Regions from separate parts of the Homo sapiens genome. Here all the other regions are linked to region 1. A link is a contact called in ENCODE Hi-C or POLR2A ChIA-PET data. All regions are on one chromosome and are shown on one strand. The core of a region is the stretch at or near the end of the contact, and the rest is flanking DNA. Distances in the headings are between cores, read along the strand shown. Region 1 holds the start of XPOT (exportin for tRNA). Region 2 holds the start of CPSF6 (cleavage and polyadenylation specific factor 6). Region 3 holds the start of MDM2 (MDM2 proto-oncogene).

What was found. A loop is a pair of places that touch in the nucleus more often than their neighbours do. ChIA-PET counts read pairs that join two places held with the same protein, here RNA polymerase II (POLR2A). Pooled maps may share reads with other maps.
Region 2: a loop to region 1 is called in a map of CD4-positive, alpha-beta T cell, with 14 times the contacts of the local background. The contact joins the promoter of CPSF6 here to the promoter of XPOT in region 1. A Hi-C loop is called at or near these places in 3 of 168 maps with a recorded cell type or tissue (B cell, CD4-positive, alpha-beta T cell and CD8-positive, alpha-beta T cell) and 9 of 50 pooled maps. POLR2A ChIA-PET finds 5 or more read pairs at or near these places in 1 of 52 experiments (Panc1).
Region 3: a map of gastrocnemius medialis shows a loop between it and region 1 (9-fold over the local background). The contact joins the promoter of MDM2 here to the promoter of XPOT in region 1. A Hi-C loop is called at or near these places in 2 of 168 maps with a recorded cell type or tissue (CD8-positive, alpha-beta T cell and gastrocnemius medialis) and 10 of 50 pooled maps. POLR2A ChIA-PET finds 5 or more read pairs at or near these places in 1 of 52 experiments (activated naive CD4-positive, alpha-beta T cell).

The regions. Positions count from the first base shown.
Region 1 is chr12:64,402,956-64,406,187 of GRCh38, reverse strand. It overlaps XPOT (exportin for tRNA), which reads right to left and starts at 1,796. Exons shown (of 25, transcript NM_007235.6): 1 at 1,384-1,796. RefSeq lists enhancers at 198-1,074, 2,172-2,221 and silencers at 1,182-1,291, 1,622-1,781.
Region 2 is chr12:69,237,923-69,241,154 of GRCh38, reverse strand. CPSF6 (cleavage and polyadenylation specific factor 6) reads right to left here and starts at 1,586. Exons shown (of 10, transcript NM_007007.3): 1 at 1,449-1,586. The coding sequence starts at 1,508. RefSeq lists enhancers at 270-849, 850-1,430 and silencers at 894-1,113, 1,264-1,763.
Region 3 is chr12:68,806,699-68,809,930 of GRCh38, reverse strand. It overlaps MDM2 (MDM2 proto-oncogene), which reads right to left and starts at 1,754. Exons shown (of 11, transcript NM_002392.6): 1 at 1,440-1,754; 2 at 639-723. The coding sequence starts at 1,453. RefSeq lists enhancers at 777-1,166, 266-1,465 and a silencer at 1,667-2,056.

The sequences.
Region 1 (3,232 bases), core at 547-3,046:
AGAAGACTCGCATGAACCCGGGAGGGGGAGGTTGCAGTGAGCGGAGATCGTGTCATTGCACTCCCGCCTGGGCGACAGAGTGAGACACTGTGTCAAAAAAAAGAAAAAGTGCTTAAGCTTGGTCAAGTCACTCTGAAGCTATCGGGAGAAAAATGAAGTGGCCCTAAGGAAAACATAGCCAATAAACCCAAGGAAACAAACTAGTTAACAGTTGTCACTACAGAAAGAATCCCCCACATAGAAGGCATTTGGACGATCAATATGCAGTGGAAGGCCGGGCGCGGTGGCTCACGCCTGTAATCCCAGCACTTTGGGAGGCTGAGGCGGGCGGATCGCGAGGTCAAGAGATCGAGACCATCCTGGCTAACACGGTGAAACTCCATCTCTACGAAAAATACAAAAAGTAGCCAGGTGTGGCGGGGCGCACCTGTAATAGAGCTACTCGGGAGGCTGAGGCTGCAGAATCACTTGAACCTGGGAGGCAGAGGTTGCAGTGAGCCGAGATGGCACCACTGCACTGCAGCCTGGGCGACCGAGCGAGACTCCGTCTCAAAACAACAACAACAAAACCCCAAAAAATGTTTCAATACGGTAAACAATTATGCATCTTGCAAAGGTTCTTGGGGGAAGGCAAGCAACATACTTAAAATATTAAGCCTTAACTTTTCCTGGATAGCCATTAAGAATCAAACAATTTGGAAAAATTCCTCTACACCTACTGAAGACTGTTTCAAATACTACGACTGAATCTTTCCAGCCTTTTAACACCACGCTGACAAGTCGGTTTAATAAAACGTAACTCTCCCCCAACCCCCGCCCGCCACAACTAATTAGCACTTTCAAAAAGTACTCGTTTTTCTGGTTACAGGGAAACCTCATGCTTCTCTAGTCCTGCAGGATGGTGAGGAAGGTTTGAGAAGAAATGGAGCGTCCGTGCTGGCCAATTACTGCACAGAAATAACACTTTTCCTTTTTGTCCAGGGGTGGGGGAAGAATCAAGTTTGAGGTCTCCACAGTTGATAACGCTACAACGATGACTAACGGGCTTCGGAACCACAGGCGATGCCGACCCTCCTCTGCTAGCCTTGCTCCCATCCCTCCCCCGATCCCTCCCCTAAAGGAAGCCTCGTGGCAATTCGGGTGATGAAACACCAAGCAACCGCCGGCCACGCACTCGGGACGCGCTCCTCGGCGGCGGCCCCGGCTCGTACCCACCCCCACCCGGTCCGCCCAGCCAGGGGGTGCACCGCCATAGAGGGTCCCAAGCCTGCACCCTCCCTGGCGTCGGGACTCCCCCGGGCCGGTCCGCCCCGGCCAACTTCCTCGAAGCCTCACGCGGACCAAACCTGGTCCCGGTCCCGCTGCCCCCGAGCCCCGAGTCACCTTCCCTATCACTCCATCCCGCCTCCCAGCCTGCACTCCAGATGGTCAGCCAGCGGAGCGGAGCGGCGCGGCACGCAGAGAGCTGGGAGAGCGGCCCTCGTCCTTGTCGCCGTAGTCCTCCGCCACGGCCGCAGCTACAACGCCAGAGACGGTGCTGGCCGGGACCGCGCGCCTCTAGTCGCTCTGCGTCCCCTGGCACCTTCTCTTGCGTGGCGCCGGGCAGGCAGGCAGGCAGGCAAGCAAGCAAGCAAGCAAGCGGGCGGGGTCGGCGCCCCAGGAAGGGAAAGAGCGCGAGGGCCGGCTAACGCCGCCGCCGCCGCCGCAGCCGCCGCCGCCGCTGAGTCAGCGCGAAGCGCGCTCCCCGCGTCGGTGCCGCGCGGGCGGGCGCCGGCGCCAGCAGTCTCTTGGAGAGTGCGGGCGGCAGCCCGCGGGCTGACGCCGGAGGCCTACAACTCCCAGCATGCAGGGAGCGGCCGGCGCTTCCGGGCGGCGAGGCGCACACGCGCTCCCTGGCGCTCGCCGGAAGGCGTGGTCACCGGGGCTTGAGGTGCATGCCGGGATGAGGCATCCGGCCCAGGAGTCCCTACCCAGCTCCTAAATCCCCGGCTGTGTCTGCGTGGTGTCAGAGCTCAAGCGTCAGGTTCGCCCCGAGCATTCCACAAAGGGCTTCTAGTAGTTGAGAGTACGGATTCACGAATCAGGATGACGTGGTTCTAACCACGTGTGAGTCAATTTAATTGCTTGTCTACGGCCCCAAGTGTCCCGAGTACAGCAGTGTAAAGCTCTGATGAGTGCTGACAGGTTTTCAAAATTAATTAATTAATTTATTTATTTATTCTTTGAGACGGAGTCTCGCTCTGTCGCCCAGGATGGGGTGCAATGGCGAGATCTTGGCTCACTGCAACCTCCGCCTCCGGGGTTCAAGCAGTTCTCCTGCATCAGCCTCCTGAGTAGCTGGGATGACAGGCGCGCGCCACCATACCCAGCTAATTTTTGTATTTTTCGTAGAGACAGGGTTGCACCATGTTGGACAGGCTGATCTCGAACTCCTGACCTCAAGTGATCACCTGCCTCGGCCTCCCAAAGTACTGGGATTACAGGCGTGAGCCACGGTGTCCGGTCCAAAATTTATTTTAAACAGACTAAAATTTTGTCCATGAAAAGAAGGAGAGCATTCTTAGGAAGTCCTACTCACGGGATCTTTCGATGCTACTAAATGTCACTTCATTTATTTGGTCACAGATTTATTAATTTATTAATGCAACATAGAGGCAGTGTAGGCTTAGGCTGCCTCGACTTGACTGCCACTCCGCCTCCTCACTAGTTGACCTCAGGCACTTTACTTTAGTCTATCCATGCTTCAGTTTACTCGTATGTAAAATGGGGATTGTTAATAGTACCGACCTCAAAGGGTTTCTGTGAGGTTTGAGTTAATACATGTGTTTGACACACAATGTGCTCAATATTTACATTTCATTGTTGATTATTCAATGTGTACTAAATACAGACTAGGTTGCTGCCACAGACTACAAACAAAACTTGGAGAGGGAGGAATGGTAAGAGCATAGAATAAAACTAATGTTTTAACAGCTACCTTTATTTAGCTGTCCAAGACACTACACCAGGCATTTCCTATATAAAATACCTTGAATCACTCTTGCATCATGTTTCTAATTTATGTGTTTAAAATGTCAGGCTAGTGGCTACAAGATGTCGCTAAAGGAGAACTGGGTTTTAATTTTTTCTTGTTTTTAGAGAAAGGGTCTCGCTCTGTTACCCAGTCTGGAGTAGAGTGGTCATAGCTCACTGCAGCCTTGACCTCCTGGGCTCAAGCAATCCTCCTGCCTCA
Region 2 (3,232 bases), core at 337-2,836, 4.8 Mb before region 1:
AGCCAACTGGTATTTTTCTGTTTTCTAATATTTAAACCAGAGGCACAAAGTCATTCCTGAAAAATAAAACAGTAAAGATCTCTTGAGTTTCCTTGTTTTTTAAAAAGCCTGAGCAACTAGTCACGAATATGATGGTTAATGGAGGTGGGAAAACCACATTAGCCAGTAATATTTCATTAAACTTCTCATAGGGACCTGGGAAATACAAAAAAATAAGGCTTTTAGGAACATTGCAGTTAAGCACAATTTAATTGTTTTAAATGTGTTACTACATAAAATGCAGTAGATACGAACAGCAGGTTCAAACCTTAAACGTCACTAGCAACAAACGACATCTTTTGCAAGGATGCCCATTAACAGACATCACAGCCCCGCGTTACCTCTAAGCAACGTCGTTCAGGAAAACCTTGCATTCTCACTTTCGCTCAACCTTTCAAAAGGTAACACGGGGCCCGGGGGTGGGGGTGGGGGGATTTAACACTTTGTTTTCGAAAATAGGGTCTTATCTATAACTCTTTATTTTTAAACCACATCATAAGGATTTGGGGTGAACGTTCTTTCATTTTAATCACTATGAGATCTGTGGGTGAGCTAACATCTTTTTGTTCCATCCAACCATCGCGCTTCCAATTCTTCCTTTTGGTCCCCGGCCACTCATCTTCACAGGTATTTTCATCACAAAGGCCAACAACGACTGGGCTTCAAAGCACTGCAAGCCCTGGATTAATGAGGCAGGACCAGCGCACCGACTTTTATCTGTGGCTCCAAAAGTCAAAGGACTTGTTGCAAATGAGCCCGCACCTCAGTCGCCTTCAGAAAGTGTGAGGGGAGGAGGAAGGCGCCACGCCGAAACCTGTCGCAAACCCGAGAAGGAGAGCCCCGGGGACTGGGCGCGCGGGATACAAAGGGCCGTGAACGCGGCCTTCCATGAGGCGACAGTGCGCGGGCAGGGAGACAAAATGGAGCGATGGGAGGAATCGGAGCCCGAGCGGCAGCGGCGGGGAAGGGGCGGCGGCGGCGGGCACGCGCCCCGCCAGGGCTTCCTCCTCCGACCAGCGACGGGGGAGGGGGCGCGGCGGCGGCCAGTTCTCTCCGCCGCTTACACGCGGCCCCACCGCCCGGGCCTAGCGCGGCGGGAAGCGCCAGCCGGGTGCCGCCAACAATAGGGAGCGAGGCAGCGCCGGCGAGGGAGGAGCCGGCGGCAGCTGCACAGCGGCCCGCGTCCGCGCTCCGGGCCCCGCGGCGACTCGCCGCGCCCGCGGCCCGTGAAACGACGCGGTAGAACGAGGGGCGGGGGGGCGCCACGCCAGGGGTCGGCGGCGCGGCCCAGAGGCGGCAAGGGCGCACACTCTGCAGTCGCTTCGGCTCGCGGCCGCAGCGGGCCCCGGGTCAGCTTCCCGGCCGCAGCGCCGCCCGCGTCGGCGGCGGGGACCTGGGCTCTCACGTACCTGGTTGAACTCTTCGCCGACATCCGCGTAAATGTCTATGTGGTCCACGCCGTCCGCCATCTTCCTTCAGCCTCGGCCGCCGCCGCCGCCGCCGCCTCCTGCAGGTCTGCCCGCCGCGGCAGCAGCAGCGGATCTAGCGGCGGTGGGGGGGCGCTTGCGTCACTTCCGAGGCCCGAGGGAGGGAGGCGCGGGCGACAGGGGCCGGCCGGGGGCGGGGACTCTGCAGCCCAGCCGCTCTGCTGGCTGAGGAAAGGCTGCGCCTCTGAGGGCAGAGGACGTTTCTTTTGTGTCTGGGTGAGGCCCGGGAGTGGGGGCCAATTTTTTTGTCCTACTCGCGCATCCAGCTTAGCAGTGGGTCCCACCTGTTTCCACACACCGTCTTTTCACGTGGCCTCTGGCATACTCAGACGTTTTGTTAATATTTTCATTTATCCGTTGTTCTTATCTTTCTCACATCCAGGACTTTTAAAGGTGGAAGTTATATGTCCGTGCTTAAATGCAAAGTGTAACCCCCGGGCATTCTGTGAACGGCTTAAGACCAAAAACAATGTCTTGTTTCTGCATCCTCAGAGACCAGCAGAGTTTTATTTGCATCGTAAACGCTAGATACCCGTCAGTGGTTATCTTTGCATGCTGTTTATGTTGCCATTTCCATCTCTAATCTTCGTGGGCTTCTTTCCCCCCCACCTTCCTCTCGCATTCATTGCCATTCATTTTTTCTTCCTTAGATCTACAGTAGGTTGTCTCTGGCGTAGTTCAGATGCTTCTAACATGAATGCAGTCATCTTAGAGCACACCCAAGAGAGTGGAGGTATCTTGAGGCCAGGGGGGCTTCTCTCTCAGAATCCTAGAATGTCCCAACGGGAAGGGAACTGGAAAGGTGTCCTTAGGTCTAAACATCTCATTTTACAGAAGAGAAGACTGAGGCCTAATAGAACCTAAGTGATTTAACCAGGTCACATGGTCAATAAAGGTAGGAACATTCAGCCACGATACTTTACTCAAAGATGTCTCTCCAGTTTGAAACTTTCCCCTCCATTCTTAATTTCTTTTTCACTCATTAAAAAATATACTGTAGTAGAGCGTGTTTCCTGAGAAACTGGCCAGAAATCATTCATAGAATAACCCAAACAACATCTGTAAGGTTGGGCATCTCTAATCCAAAAATTTGAAATGCTCCAAAATCTGAAACTTTTTGCGCACTGACATGATGCCACAAGTGGAAAATTCCACACCTGATCTTATTTGCCAGGTCGCAGTCAAAAATGCAATCAAAACTTTTTTTCATGCACAAAATAACTAAAAGTATTGTATGAAATAATCTTCAGGCTGTGTGTATAAGGTATATGTGAAACATAAATGAATTTCGTTTAGGCTTGGGTCCCATCTCCTGGATAATTTATGTATATGCAAATATTCCAAAATCCCCTCAAATCCAAGCATTTTTGCATAAAAAAGACTCAATCTGCACTTGGTATGGTGGAAAAAGCATGGTTGCAGTCCTGGAGGCCAGTCTGGTGATCTGGGTACCCATTTCTAATCAGACATTTTATCAGCTAGATGACCTCAGTCAAGTTTTCAACTCTCATATTCAATCTCAGAATCTTTAAAATCCAAGCAATAATATCTACCTCACCAAGGTTGAAGGTTGGTGATACTTTAAATGAGTTAATATGAGTTAATATGCAAAGTGTCCTGTCCTGTTCCAAGAATCAGTATTTAAATACTGATTCACTTTCTTTCTTGGGGCATTATAGAAGAAAAGAGACACTGACGTTTAAAGG
Region 3 (3,232 bases), core at 505-3,004, 4.4 Mb before region 1:
AACCTATCAGTAAAGGCATAAATAATTTTTAAAATGGTATACTCATGCTGTGGAATACTATGCAGCCATTAAAAAGAATTCTGTAGACTTTATTTATTGACAAGGATGCAAGTCACAGAACAACTACAGTTTCATCTTGTTAGTACAACAAACAGGACAATAACATAGATTTAAATTCAAATGTAAATATATGTGGGTACGCACACAAAAAATCTAAAAGGAAACATGGAGCAAAAAGCCTGGAATTTTCAGGTTTTACTTTAAAATTTCTCTAATGACAAAAATCTTTAAAACAAGCACGAATAACTTTTTTGACTTTTAGAAACCATTTTTAAAAATTAAATACTGGGAGGTCAAAAAGGAAAAAAAAATCAGTCACGTAACAAACGTAACTTCAACCACGCTTAACAATGTAATGGAACTAATTTTTAAAGCAAATGTGGCAAATGGCTAAAAAAATACTGACCAGTTCTTAACAGTTTTTAACTCCACGCAGTTACGCCAGAGGTAGCACACTTTAAGCTATGCACATACAATTTTATTTACAGAGCCATGCTACAATTGAGGTATACGAAATTTAGTTTATCACTTCATAAAATAAATTATTCTTAAAAGTTACACGAGACAAAAATACTAACCAGGGTCTCTTGTTCCGAAGCTGGAATCTGTGAGGTGGTTACAGCACCATCAGTAGGTACAGACATGTTGGTATTGCACATTTGCCTACAAGGAAAAAAAAGACACGATGAAAACTGGAAATCATGAAACATCTGTGGAAAATACATCATATATAAAGAACATAAACAACAGTTAAAACTAAAGCTACAAGCAAGTCGGTGCTTACCTGGATCAGCAGAGAAAAAGTGGCGTGCGTCCGTGCCCACAGGTCTACCCTCCAATCGCCACTGAACACAGCTGGGAAAATGCATGGTTTAAATAGCCCCAGCTGGAGACAAGTCAGGACTTAACTCCTTTTACTGCAGTTTCGGAACGTGTCTGAACTTGACCAGCTCAAGAGGAAAAGCTGAGTCAACCTGCCCACTGAACCGGCCCAATCCCGCCCAGACTACGCGCAGCGTTCACACTAGTGACCCGACAGGCACCTGCGATCATCCGGACCTCCCGCGCCGAAGCGGCCCCGCAGCCCCCGGCCCCCGTGACCTTTACCCTGAACTCCCGCGGAGACCTCCGAACCACCCCCACCCCCACCGCCGCGAGAGCCGTCCGAAATCCCGCCCTCCTCCCTGGCGGCGACTGCCTAGCCCCAGTCCAACAAAACCTCCGCAAAGCCACGTGCCCCATGCCCCGCGCCCCGCGCCCCGAGCCCCCAGCCACGAACCGCACAAAGGCTGCGAACGGGCAGAGGCTGGGAACCAGCGATAGAGGGGACACCGTCAGAGCCCAGACCCAAAAGTGACCGCTCGCTGCCGGGCCAGTACCTGCTCCTCACCATCCGGGGTTTTCGCGCTTGGAGTCGGGGGTCCCTCAAGACTCCCCAGTTTCCTTCACGGGGCGCGCGGAAGCACGACGCCCTGGGCCTCGGGGATCATTCCACTCTCCGGGCCAGGGCACTGGGCGCTCGTACGCACTAATCCGGGGAGGGACGGTGCTCCTGGCTGCGAAAGCAGCAGGATCTCGGTCAGAGGGGTCGCGGCCGCCCCTCGGGCTCGGCTTCTTGCTCCATCTTTCCGACACACAGGGCCACACAGGCCCCAGAAGCAGCCAAGCTCGCCGCGGTGCCTCGGTGCGCGCCCCCTACCGCCCGAGGGGAGCGCGCGGGTCGTCGCGGCGCATCCGGGCATTTGTGCGCGCGCACACAACCGGCCCCGCTTCCGCCAATTGGGTCCGGGGCTCGGCCGCACCACCTCCGGGATGATGGAGTGGGGGGTGTCGCCCCGCGGGCGCGGCGGGCTGTGAGGCGGGGTGGGGGTGTTGGCCGCGAGCTGAGAGGGTGGGGCTCGGCCTGGCGCGGAGCCAGCAAGGTTTGGCGCTGTGACACTCCTTTAGCCGTTGCGCTATGTTTGTATTTCTTGTGTTTACACTTCCCGCCCGCGGTGGAAACTGCGACAAATGCGGATCTCCGTGTCGCTGTTACCAAAAAGAAACCAAAATTAACAGCTGTTTAATATATTAAGCCCACTCCACCAGCCGCTGGAGTTGTACCCAAATGAGTTATTTTAAGGCCTGTTTTTAAAAAAGATTAAAAATAGCACTTAAGGCAGGCTTATACACCGGTGCATACAGCTGTTCTGGTTGGAGAACGAAGATGCTGGTTACCGTTGGCGGGGAGGGGAGCGGTTACTCTGCGCTTTTAGAATGTTTGGGTTTGGCTGGGCGCGGTGGCTCACGCTTGTAATCCCATCACTTTGGGTAGGCCGAGGCGGGTGGATCACTTGAGGTCAGGAGTTCAAGACCAACCTGGCCAACATGGGAAACGCCGTCTCTACTAAAAACTACAAAAATTAGTCGGGCGTGGTGGCGGTCACCTGTAATCCCAGCTACTCTACTCCGGAGGCTGAGGCAGGACAATCCTGTGAACCCGGGAGGCAGAGGCTGCAGTGAGCCAAGATCATGCCATTGCACTCCAGCCTGGGCGACAGGGCAAGACTCTCAAAAAAACAAAAACAAAGTTTGGGTTTGTTAATCTACACATTCATTATCATTAAAATATATACTTATATATTATGCACTCATTCTGACTCACCTACTTTCCCACAGAGATGTGGCAAAAACGTTTTTGATGCGGTCTCATAAATTGAGGACATAAAGAATTGAGTTAGCTAAACCCAAAAACACAGCCATTGCAAAGAAGGAACACGTTTCTTCTCTGGCCAGTAAGTGATTAGCTCCTTGTGAACAAGGACCTTTTTTTATAAAGTTATATCCTTCCCTTCTGCAGCTTTTTTTTTTTTATAAAGTTATATCCTTCCCTTCTCCCGCTTCCCAGCCTACCAGAAAGGAAACTTCCTTAAACATAGTGGTCACTCAGTTGATTTAAGTTGATTGCCAATATTATTAACTTAAGAGATTTAATATGTGGCTTTTAAAAAGATAATCTCATCTTCATCAGATCATATACAGTGGGGTTTCTAATAGACTCAGTGCTTGACCCTGGATGAAAGAAAATCTCAAGCAGTGAGAAAATGTAAGCATGAAAAGATAAGTGATAGGCTGCGCACGGTGGCTCACGCTTGTAATCCCAGCACTTTGGGAGGCTGAGGTGGGTGGATCA